2 separate regions of the Mus musculus genome follow, and region 1 is linked to region 2. A link is a loop called in an ENCODE intact Hi-C map of the cell type or tissue named here. Cell type or tissue: left cerebral cortex. All regions are shown on one strand. Links, peaks and the distances in the headings refer to the core of each region. The heading gives the core; the rest is flanking DNA. Region 1 overlaps Gm30575 (a long non-coding RNA gene). Region 2 holds the start of Gm30827 (a long non-coding RNA gene).

Region 1 (5,379 bases), core at 209-5,208, 85 kb before region 2:
CCCCATTGTTTAATCTCTAACTGAGACTGAATTTGCCGCTCGGGACCTAATTGAGACTATTTGACTTCTAGTTGATTTTAAAGAGTCTCCGAGAGCTTTTAGAAAGAGGCAGGTATTAAAAAAAAAATAATTAATTAATTAATTAATTTTTAAAAAGCACGCTAAGACTCTATACAACGACACCGGGGACAATGGGAACAGATCAAACCGAAGCACCGCCAATGTGTCCTCCTGCTCCCTTCAAGAGGAAAGTGGAGGCAATAAAGAAAATGATAAAGAAGGTTTTGTGGGTGGTTTTGTGAGACTGGATTTATACGAATTGGTGATTCTCCTTCCTCTAGTTACACCCTTCTTGAAATTTAAAGTCTATTTTGAGTGTGTGTGTATGTGTGTGTGTGTGTGTGTGTGTGTGCACGCATGTGTGTATGCGCGAGGTTCATCGTGGTGGCGGTGGTTGTGGGGTTTCACGCGCCAGAGGACGACTCCCTAGGTGCCCCTCCACTTTGTTTATTGGGACAGGGTCCAGCCTGGAACTGGAAAAGTAAGCTGAGCCTCTGGTTCTAGTTGTCTCCACCTTCCTGGACCCGGGATTGTGTGCCCTCACCCCCTTCCCCGATTTCTAATGTGGTTCCTCTCCTGCGCCAGCACCTTATCCACTGAGCTTTCTCCACAGCTCAACTGCTTGAATTTTCTGACACACAAATTTTAGTAAATAATTAAACTCTTACCGTTCCCTGTGAAGGGGGCAAGTGCTGAAGTGCAGTCTAGGAGGGCGGGGGCAAGGATGGACATTTTGACCTCCGGAGTAGAACTGGGATGGCTTGTCCTCCATAGAACAGTGAACTCGCCTTCTCTGGCAAGAATTCACAGGCTGCCTCCTTATCTGAAATCTACAGAAAAAGCTGGCCCCAAGCCTGATGGGATTTGGTTTCTATCTGAATCTTGGGTTTGAAGGAAAGCTCCGGAACCCACAGAAAGGCACAAGGGCAAGGGGAACACGAGCTGCCCGCTTGTCCCTTCAAGGAGCCCAGGAAAGGCAGAGCTGTCTGGGCCTTGTTCCAGTGACTTCCCACGGACCCCTGACCCTGGATGAGTGTGTAAATGCAGAGAGAGAGAACGAGAGAGAGAGAGAGAGAGAGAGAGAGAGAGAGAGAGAGAGAGAGAGAGAGAGAGAGAGAGAGAGAACACGAGAGACAGAGAGAACACGAGAGACAGAGAACACGAGAGACAGAGAGAACACGAGAGACAGAGAGAACACGAGAGAGAGAGAGAGAGAGAGAGAGAGAGAGAGAGAGAGAGAGAGAGAGGCAGGAGAGCATCATTGGCAAGTGACTGGTTAAACTAGGCAGGATGTTTGGATTAAAAAAAATCACAGTATATTTCAAATCTGATAATATTGGATCTATTTTAAGATTACTTATCAGTCGGTTATTGTGCTAATAATCACCATTAAAATTAATACTACACTTTGGGAATTAGGCAAAGAGCTAACAAGTTTGCATTGACACAGAGCGTTCCAAAAGCAATCTGAGTAACTTGTTTCCGGAATGCAGCTGTGTACGTTTCCTTAACATCTTGCAGGTGGAGCCTAATTTTAGTTGAGCCTTGAGAAGGAGGGATTGTTTTCCTCCAGATACACACAGCCCCCACAACAGCAGCCAGGCAGGTGGGGCTCCACAGAGTACTTGTTTACATTCCTGCTTTTAGAAAACAGATGATTCATACTGCTAATCATACAGTTTCTATCTGATTTTAGCGTGTTTTTTTTTTTTAACAGAACAGTCTGGATTACATTTGACCTCTGATTCCTCAAATGTAAAACAAAGGCAATGAAATCGAAAATGATAAGAGAATGAGCAATGGATCCTAAATATAGCCTAGAAGCCAGTGAATAAACGCAAGCAAAATTTAGAAATACATCTGTTTGGCTACAAAAGCGTTTTAAAAAGCAACAGTTCAGATTCTGGTTGGCTCAGTAAGAATATATATACACACACACACACACACACATACATACACACACACACACACACACACACACACACACACATATACACACACACACACACACACACACACACACACACACATATATATATATATACACACACACATTTCTTTCTGCCATTGCAATAAGGAAACTATTAGAGGAAGCTGTTGCCAGGGGAAGAGAAAAGACATAAAGGAACAGGAAGAATGCTCAGTGGGGAAGAGGTCTGACTGCGTAAGTAGGCAAGTTGGTGACTCCAGAACCCACATAAGAAGCCTGCCTCATGCTTAGTAAGATACCATGGGTATTTAATCCTAGCACTCAGGAGGCAGAGGGAGGCAAGAGTCTCTGCGTTCGAGGCCAGCCTGGTCTACAGACTGAGATCTAGGTCAGCCAGGGCTACATAGTGAGACTCTCAAACAAAACAAACAAGCAAACACAAGCCAGGCAGAGCCTTGGAGCTGAATTCAGACAGGCAGCACCCACACAAGGGTGAGAGAAAGCATGTGCCTGGAACGAAGCACTTGGGCTTGGGGGAGTGCAGCGATGGAGATGTGAGAGAAGCAGAGGCAGGAGGATTGCTGAGGCTGGCTGGTTCCCAGGCTATCCAGAAACACAGAGCTCTGGGCTCAGTGTGTGAGAGCCGATCCCTGCTCTTCCCCTTGACCTGAGTGGGCATGGGCACACACACTGTACACAAATACAGAAGAAAATTAAAACAAAACAAAACAAAACCCTGAAAGGAAGAACAGTCCCTCACAAGCACGAACCGCTCCCACCTCCGGGGCTCAGGGCATGACAAGGGCTCACATTTGAGATGTGAGGATCAAGCATTTTGAAGAAGCAGATTATTGTTATTAACAGCACTGTCTCTTTGAATGTAGTTTTGCAAGTGGTTGAAGTTTCAAAGCACAAGCCCCATCCTTTCTTTAAGGTGTGTCGTGAACCTACTCTGTGCCTCTCTCTAGCTGTGAGAGCTGAGGGTAGGACCAGAAGCCAGCTGTGTGATTCTTCTGTTCTGTAGGGTGTTGTTGAATCTCCTGTAACCTTCATAGAGAGGGGGTGGCACCCGGTGCAGCTAGCTTTCTTTCAATTCAGCCCAGTGGAATGGATGGAATTTCTAAGTGTGCTGGTTAGAGACTATTGTTCCCAACCTGAACAGAAACCTCTCCTTGAATGGCCTCTTTGGCACTTTGGAGGTCACCATTCAAAGGCGTCATCTTGAAGTTTCTTAACCTGGGATGTCGTTTGCCTGAGATGTAAATCTTGCAAGTCGGAATGAATGTCTATTTTTCTCAGGGAAGGGTGAAGAACATTCCTGGGATCCCCCACTCCCAAAAGAAAGTCTGTTACTCCTGCTAACAGCCACAGCTTCCGCTTGCCAGTATAGCTTTAGCACAGTGGTCTGAGTGAGCTCCTGGCCTCAGTTACATTGTAACCTCTGTCTTCCTCTCGCAGTGAGTTGCTTTGCATAGTTTGCACTTTTGCCTGCCCAGGCTCCTCCGGGTTTATTTCACAACTCTTTTCCCTGCTGCTGACCTGGAGCTATGTTAAGCGACCATCTAAAAGAATGCTTTTCTAAACGATTGTTTCTGAGCACTGTTCTTTTAGTCAACATAGATTTGTTAAGCACCAGTTAATGTCAAGTACTTCCAGATTTCAGAAATAATAGAACACACTGTTGTCTTCTCCAGAACTTCCGGGGCTTTGGAGAAGACATGTATCTATGGAGAGAAACTCCAATCAATCCACTAGTCTGTGTGTAAATGGAGAAGATCTTCTGTGAGACTGTAATTTTTCAAAACAGCTTGTCTCAACTCATCTTGAGATAGAAAGGAAAGGATAGAAAACAAGGAGTGGTGACATTTGGCCAGTGGGACAAAGGTCAACTCCATCCCACCTTGTTTGTCCTCCTGCCACATGCCACCCCCATGCATGTCATGGGGGCTGGGGTGGCTGAATAGGCTTTTAGAGATGGCTGCAGGGTGGGGTGAGGGAAAAGCTCAGAACAGGGCAGGGGGAAACTGGTTGTGTGTGAAGCCTGGGCTAAATTCGAATGTTTGAGTGATCTAGTCTCACAGATGATATTCCATCACATATCAGATTGAGATTATGAAACTTTCTGGAGGGTAATCCCCTTGGAAGTCTTTAAAATGTGGTAAGACCCAACCTTCCGACAAAACCGCTTCCCAGTAGCCTGCAACCTTAATTTCCTCGTTTCTTCCATTCCTCCTTAACAAGGGTCCTTCCCTCCAGCTTAGTCACAGGGCTGAGAGATAAAGAAAAGGGGGCATATTTGACAACAGAAGCAAATTATTTTCCTTCTTTCTGGCTTCACTGACTTCTTTCTGACTTCCACACTATCGGTAACCGAAGCCATCCCTTCTACCATTTCCGATGTTTCCAGTCTTGTTTGCTTGAAGCCTCATCCACAGTGTAAATGTCAGCATGCAGCCACTCCTCACCACCACACACACACAAGGTTATATGGGCTTATGGCTTTGTTTGTTTGAGGTGGTGTTGCTTTCTTTAGTATTCTCGGTTAAAAAATCACAGAACTGGCAACCTGGTTTCTTCTTTCTAGATTTTCCTCTTCCCTGTACATTTTCCCTGCTCTCTTTTCTTAGACGAGCCTACTTTTCTTGCTAGATTCCTTAAGATTTACAGTAAACTGTGTCAGGAAGCACGTGACTCACTTCAGTTTTGCTGCTCGATGCATTCAGAGGGCTACCCTGGAGAGAGCTGTTTAATCTAAACCTCATTGGGTGGCCCGTCCCGGAAGCCTCTGCCACCGCTGATGAAATGACAGAAGTCCTCTCCGAAGCGCTTAGATGAGAGCTGGTTGTTAGAAAGCTGCTCCTGAAGAAGTAAGTTCTGATCGGCAGTGGGGCAACAGTCATGAGATTCTTGTGAAATGTTTGCTCTCTGAAGAGTTCACAAGCTGTGGCGAGTCTGAGCACTCTCCGTGAACACCCTGCAGCCCTGTCCACCCACACTGGCCCAGGTGCAGAACCTGTGAGGTCGCCGTTTGGCAGGGTCACACCAACCTCATGGGAGACAGACAGAGGTAAATCCTGTTTCCTGGCTCTCAAGGAAAGCAAGTCCGGTCAGTTCTAAGGCTGCCATGGGCTTATCTGGTCGTTATGCTTAGTTCCAGCATCCATTCAGGTGTTCTGAGCGTTCCCTGGGCTCAGTTCTGTTGAGTTTGTTCAGCACAGAGACTGAATAAGGCTTAACAAGGAATTAGTTAATTCCTGTAAGTGCATGAGAATCTTTATGCTGGAGAAAAGAAACAATAATTTAAAAATAAAGACTATTTTGATTGTACATACCAACATACTTGGATAATGTCTACTCTTTTATTTTTAAGGCTTTCAGTTAACAAGAGT
Region 2 (5,379 bases), core at 134-5,133:
AATCATTCATTCGGCTTACTGACTTTTATCGGTTAGTTTTCAGTTTGTCAGATTAATGGAAATAGGGTGAAAAAAATTTAGAAAATAGGTACTATCATTAATGAAAGTTTAATTTTTATTAATGTCATTTTTAAGAGCCTTGCCTGATAAAAAGAAAGAAGTATTCCTTTTGAGACAGGGATATGATGAATTAAACATTAAATGTGTGTGTGTGTGTGTGTGTGTGTGTGTGTGAGAGAGAGAGAGAGAGAGAGAGAGAGAGAGAGAGAGAGAGAGAGAGTTTGAGACAGACAAACAGACAGGCACATAGGAATCTGAGAACAATTATGGCTGCTGATTCTCACACTCCTCCTTGGTTGATTCTTGTCTCCCAATTCTCAGCACTCTATAGATCAGGCTAGCCCTCCAGCTTCTTGTCTCCATTTCCCATCCCACCGCAGAAGTATGAGGAGAGTCTATTGGCTCTGCTGTGCCTAGCTAGTTTGATCAGGGTTGGAGGAGTCTGAAGTCTGCATATACTTGCTCAGCAAGCATTTTGCACTTAGAGCTGTTTGTTGCCCCAGTCTATCAAGGCTTGCCTTGAACTAACACTGTAGACCAGGCTGGTCTTGAACACTCCTTTATCCAGTCTCAGCGTGCTGAGTCCTGGGATTAGTTGAGGGAGCCATCACTCTTAGTCAATTTACTTTAGACTAGGCCAACATAATCATAGAAGCCAATATCGGTTTCCAAACAGGACAGTATTTGTAATGATTTCCATTTAATGGAATCTGCCCATCAATTAACAGGATAATTGTTCTAATAAAGTTTTAATAATGAAGTTGCGGGGTAATTCTTTAACCTGTGCTCCAAAACAAAAGTAAGGGAAGTACCAGTTATTAAAAGTTGATGGAACTTTCTGAAGAGAAAAGTAGTCCAACAGTACAGCAGAATCTAATTTTTTAAGAAATTACATATTATCCCATATTTTAACATGTTATAAAAGGTATTTTGTGAGTCAGCATTGTGTGATTTGACCCAGTGGAGGAGAGGCCACGTTAAATGTGAGATCCACGGCTTAATACCCAGGATCACCAAATTTACATATATATAAAATGAGCATATTTCATGTAAATAATTCTCATGTTGTACAGAAATTCATGTTGATCAAAGTTTCCAGCTTATAACCTGATGCAGCAACATTCCATGAGCATCTGTCTGAACCTGCAATCATACTAGAAATCTCGTGGAGAGATACTTACTATAGAGTAAACTAAGAGTACCATCAGCCGGCCGTGGTGGCACACATCTTCAATCCCAGCACTCAGGAGGCAGAGGCAGGTGGGTCTCTGAGTTCAAGGCCAGCCTGGTCTACAGAGTGAGTTCCTGGACAGCCAGGGCCACATGGAGAAGTGCAGTTTCAAAAACAGAAAGCAATCAAACACACACACACACACACATACACACACCCAAAAACCCAAACAAACAACCAAACATCAGTGATGTCAAGAGGAAACATGCCTAACTGGGGTATTGAAAATGATTCTTAGCTCAGGTTCTGTAGATTGTCCAGATTCTAAGTAAATGCTCTCCTTTGAGAAATAGAATCTTAGTCTGTGTGGGGCTATCAATTACTGTGGTTTAAAGCACAAGCCTAGCTTGTTTGTCTTAAAACATTTGTGTTTAGCTGTCTCTGCCATGAGTCTTACTCATTGGATGAGCTATGGCTACTAAACTCTGCAGTAGGTAAGAGCCCTCAGAAGGTTGTTTGCTTCTGTCTGTTGGTGGGAAGTGTCTGATTTCTTTCATGTGTCCTTCCTCGGTGAAACATAATTACAGGGTATGGCACGGTGCAACAATAATGAAAAATAGCATTTGCTTCTGATAAACACAGAAGGGAAGCAAACAAGTCAGGATGCAAACAAAGGGTTAGGGAAGCCCGCAAAGGGTGGGGGTGGGGTAGCAGCCAGCGGGAGAGGAGAAAACTGAGGCCTGAGGGCTTCAGTCAACCGGGAAACACAACACTTCACAGTGTGAACTGGGAGGACCCAATGTGCTAATGTCACGTGAACCCTCTGAACCCGGGACAGCAGATTCACCGCTGCTTAGTACACGTGTGCACGTCTTATACAGGGACCTGGGAATCACATGCTTGCTCAGAACAGAAAGCAGTGTCCACTGAAGCAAATAGATAAGAGGCTTGTGGGTTCCTGGAAGAAAAGGAAATGCACGGAAGGAAAGTGGGTCAAAAGTAAAGTCTTTGTGTGCTTGTGTGTGTGTGTGTGTGTGTGTGTATTCATATGTATGTGCACATCTGTGTGTGTGGATGCAAGTTCACATGTGGATAGAGGCCAAAGGTCAAGGTCAGTGCTCTTTCCTGTTCTCCACATCACTGTTGGAGACCCTGCCCCTGTGAACGTGGAGCTTGCCAGTTTGGCTGGAACGGCCGGCTAGCAAAGCTAAGCAGGGATCCTCCTGTCTCTGCCGCTCCGTCACTGGGATCACAAACACGTAGTGTTACGCTAGCAGTTCCATACATTCTGTGAGATCCACGCAGGCTCTCATGCCTGCAGTGTAAGGCTCTTACCTTCTCCCTAGCTCCCGTACGGTCCTGGTGCTCTGACTTCTCATTTTCCACAGAATACAGACACGGGTCAAGATGCACTTCTGTTCCCTCTAATGCCATTCTGAGAGAACATGAGACACTTGGTAGAAACTGGGTGACTCTTTGGCAGGACATTCTTCACTAGGCCTGCAGGAGGCAATAGGATTCATGGAGAATGCTGTAAGTTGGTGCCTGCACATTAGTTTACTGAGAAAACCCCGTACTCAAGGTTCCTGTGAGACTAAGAATACACCATGCTGTCTGGTACCCTCGCCTCAAGCCCCAGAAGCTGGTAATACATGTCCCCTTAATTGTCCCCTGCCCAAAACTAGGACCTGATACGTGGCAGGTCGCTGCTCCACCTTTGAGCTACATCTCCAGCCCCCAAATCTCAGTCTAAGGAACTCTTGTGGTGAGTTAACAAATTAAACCAATACAGCAGAAATGTGTAGCAGGCAATGTTAAAGATGGCCACTACAATGACTCTTAAAGACCCAGCACTCCCAAATCATCCAAGACAGATACAGGGAGAGTCAGTACAGGTCCCTTGACACTATGAACTAGTATTCCCAGAGAATTTCATGAAAAGGCCAGACTGTAAAAGCAAGAAGTGAAACAAAGCCAGCATGCAAAGTGACGGCATAATGTCTACTTCTCTGGAAATTTCCATTAATTAATTTGCTCTTTAAGATAACATTAATACAAATTGTAAAATTATGGTCATTTGGCAAGCCGAAAAAAAGAAATCACCAAAAATGTTAAAAAATGTATTTTTGCATTTCCGGTTCCTGGATGTAAGGTTTCTGACCTTGACAAATTAGTAATTCATAGTGAGCCAAGATGGAAGTATGATGCGTTTTACCATAATGCATAATGTGTCCAAAATGTTTTGCCTTTAAACAAATCCTGAGTGCTGAGGTTTGAAACAGAGACAGTGAAAAGTCCCGGTGAGTACAATATCTGAGGGTCTCCTGTGTCATGAAGGTCACTGGGACAGGAGGGTCCAAGGAGAGAGGCTGTTCTTTTTGAAATGGCAAAGTCACCACCATTTCAACTTTGCTGAACTTGGTATAAATGCCAATGAATACATGCACGTGTGCATGCACACACATGTACATATATGCATATAAACAATAAAATCATTTAAAGCAAACACTAGAAACCCCTTCAACAAATTGCCCTTATTTGTGATGTTACTAAAAAGTGTTCTGTACTAAAAAGAACATAGGCATGCAAATACAACATTTTTATTAAGTTAATTTTTGGAAATCACTCAAATTTTGATTGCAATCACCAATCTGTGAAATTTACAAATAGCTTACAAAAATACTTCAGTGGACTGAGCAAAACAAGCTATTTAAGTAAATTTATTCCATTTGTTAATAAGTAACAATGGTGTGTATGCTTATATGGTAATAAATATATTCTTGGAAGATTTCTGGGTCGTTTTACTTCTAATTGCCAATGTCAGCTAAAGTGCTGTCTGTCATATATGGATGGACCATATAACCTTGATGCTGACCCGAGCGGTATAGTAGTAAGTCCACCTTGACTGCATACTGATTCCCATTTACTACATAAGCAGTAACGGCAGCTGCTGAATACTGCGGAAGCCACGGTTCTCTGGGAACAGGTGACATGTTTCCAAATGACCTCAGCCGTTGGTGCACATCCTGCTCCTCTGAGTGGTAGGTAATCCTACGACTTCCTACGTCATGTAGAGTTTAGAGTCAATTCTACAAAATGTGCGCAGGCTGGGAATATGGCTCAGTGGGAAAGTGCTGGCCCCCACTCCACACTCAGAAGGCTGCAGGCTCCATTGCCGGATGTGAACAAAAGGGCAGTGAGGGCAGGGAAGGACGTCGGGGGGGGGGGATTTCTTTCCTCCTCACTCTTCTTCATAATTAAAAAACGTATGCTTTAAAAGTAAAGACTTCTTTAAAGACTATTGTCACACCTAGATGTTATAGTCCTACTTTGCTAGGTCAAGGGCTTTTTACAATTATATCTACTTAATGCCTTCTGAATCCCTCTCAGTCTGTGAGCATAGCATACAACGTGTGTGAAGTGTCAAGTGTTACTGGTGGGCTTTCCATAAGTGAGAGACGGTGCAAGTTTACCAAATACCACAATCATTCCACGCAATCTATGTGTGACGTTAAGACCTCTCTGACGATTGGAAACCAAGAGTCTGTATCCTGAGGCTTGTGCTCCAAAAGAGAAATGAAAACGAAACGAACTCACCTCAAACCAGGATAACAGAGAGAAGACTGCCCTACAAAAGTAAACAAACAAATAAAACCACAGTCAAGCTTGGCGGAGTCTCCCAAAGCAGGGACCTAGCTGGCAAAAAGAACAAATATGTTTGCCTCAGGAGAGTCTTGAACAAAACCCGACTTCCTTGCATGCTTAAAATTAAAACCGAGAAGAAGCTGTTAAACATTTTTGTAACTTTGCCAAATTTGTGGAATTATTGTTTGCATTATTTGTGAAGAAAAAAAAACACTACATCTTCAGAGGAAAAAATAACAAGATTTAGTTGAGAAAAATTGTGTGAAGAATCTATGAAGACATCGTGGACCGTGTGACTCTTGGAAGAGCACGTGTGTTGAGCACGGTCTGGGACTGCTTGCGTCCAATGTGTGCTGTTCGATCTGCTGGCTGGTGTCTGTTCCCACCTCTCCTCCAGGCCTATCTGTTTATACAGACAACTTATTTCTCTGGGGAGGGGCTGCGTTTGCCACTCTTCAGTAGCACCTACAGCAGCACACGGGGAAAATCAGTTTTCTGAGACG

The links. A loop is a pair of places that touch in the nucleus more often than their neighbours do. Peaks named below come from ENCODE experiments on the same cell type or tissue, not always from the same donor. Only the 100,000 strongest peaks of a DNase experiment are listed, where the experiment ranks them.
Region 1: it touches region 2 in a loop (4-fold over the local background); 5 of 42 quality-filtered maps call a loop at or near these places.

Annotation. Positions count from the first base shown.
Region 1 is chr3:149,083,116-149,088,494 of GRCm38, reverse strand. It overlaps Gm30575 (a long non-coding RNA gene), which reads right to left. Exons shown (of 3, transcript XR_003954583.1): 1 at 2,942-5,379. Among named protein-coding and RNA genes, the nearest start is that of Gm30575, 7.4 kb to the right of the region's middle. In left cerebral cortex, for the core only: no CTCF peak of the experiment used is centred there; DNase peaks (open chromatin) are centred at 1,763, 2,274, 2,438 and 4,720.
Region 2 is chr3:148,998,323-149,003,701 of GRCm38, reverse strand. Gm30827 (a long non-coding RNA gene) reads right to left here and starts at 4,822. Exons shown (of 3, transcript XR_867747.2): 1 at 2,567-4,822. In left cerebral cortex, for the core only: a CTCF peak has its summit at 2,729 (motif pointing right); no DNase peak of the experiment used is centred there.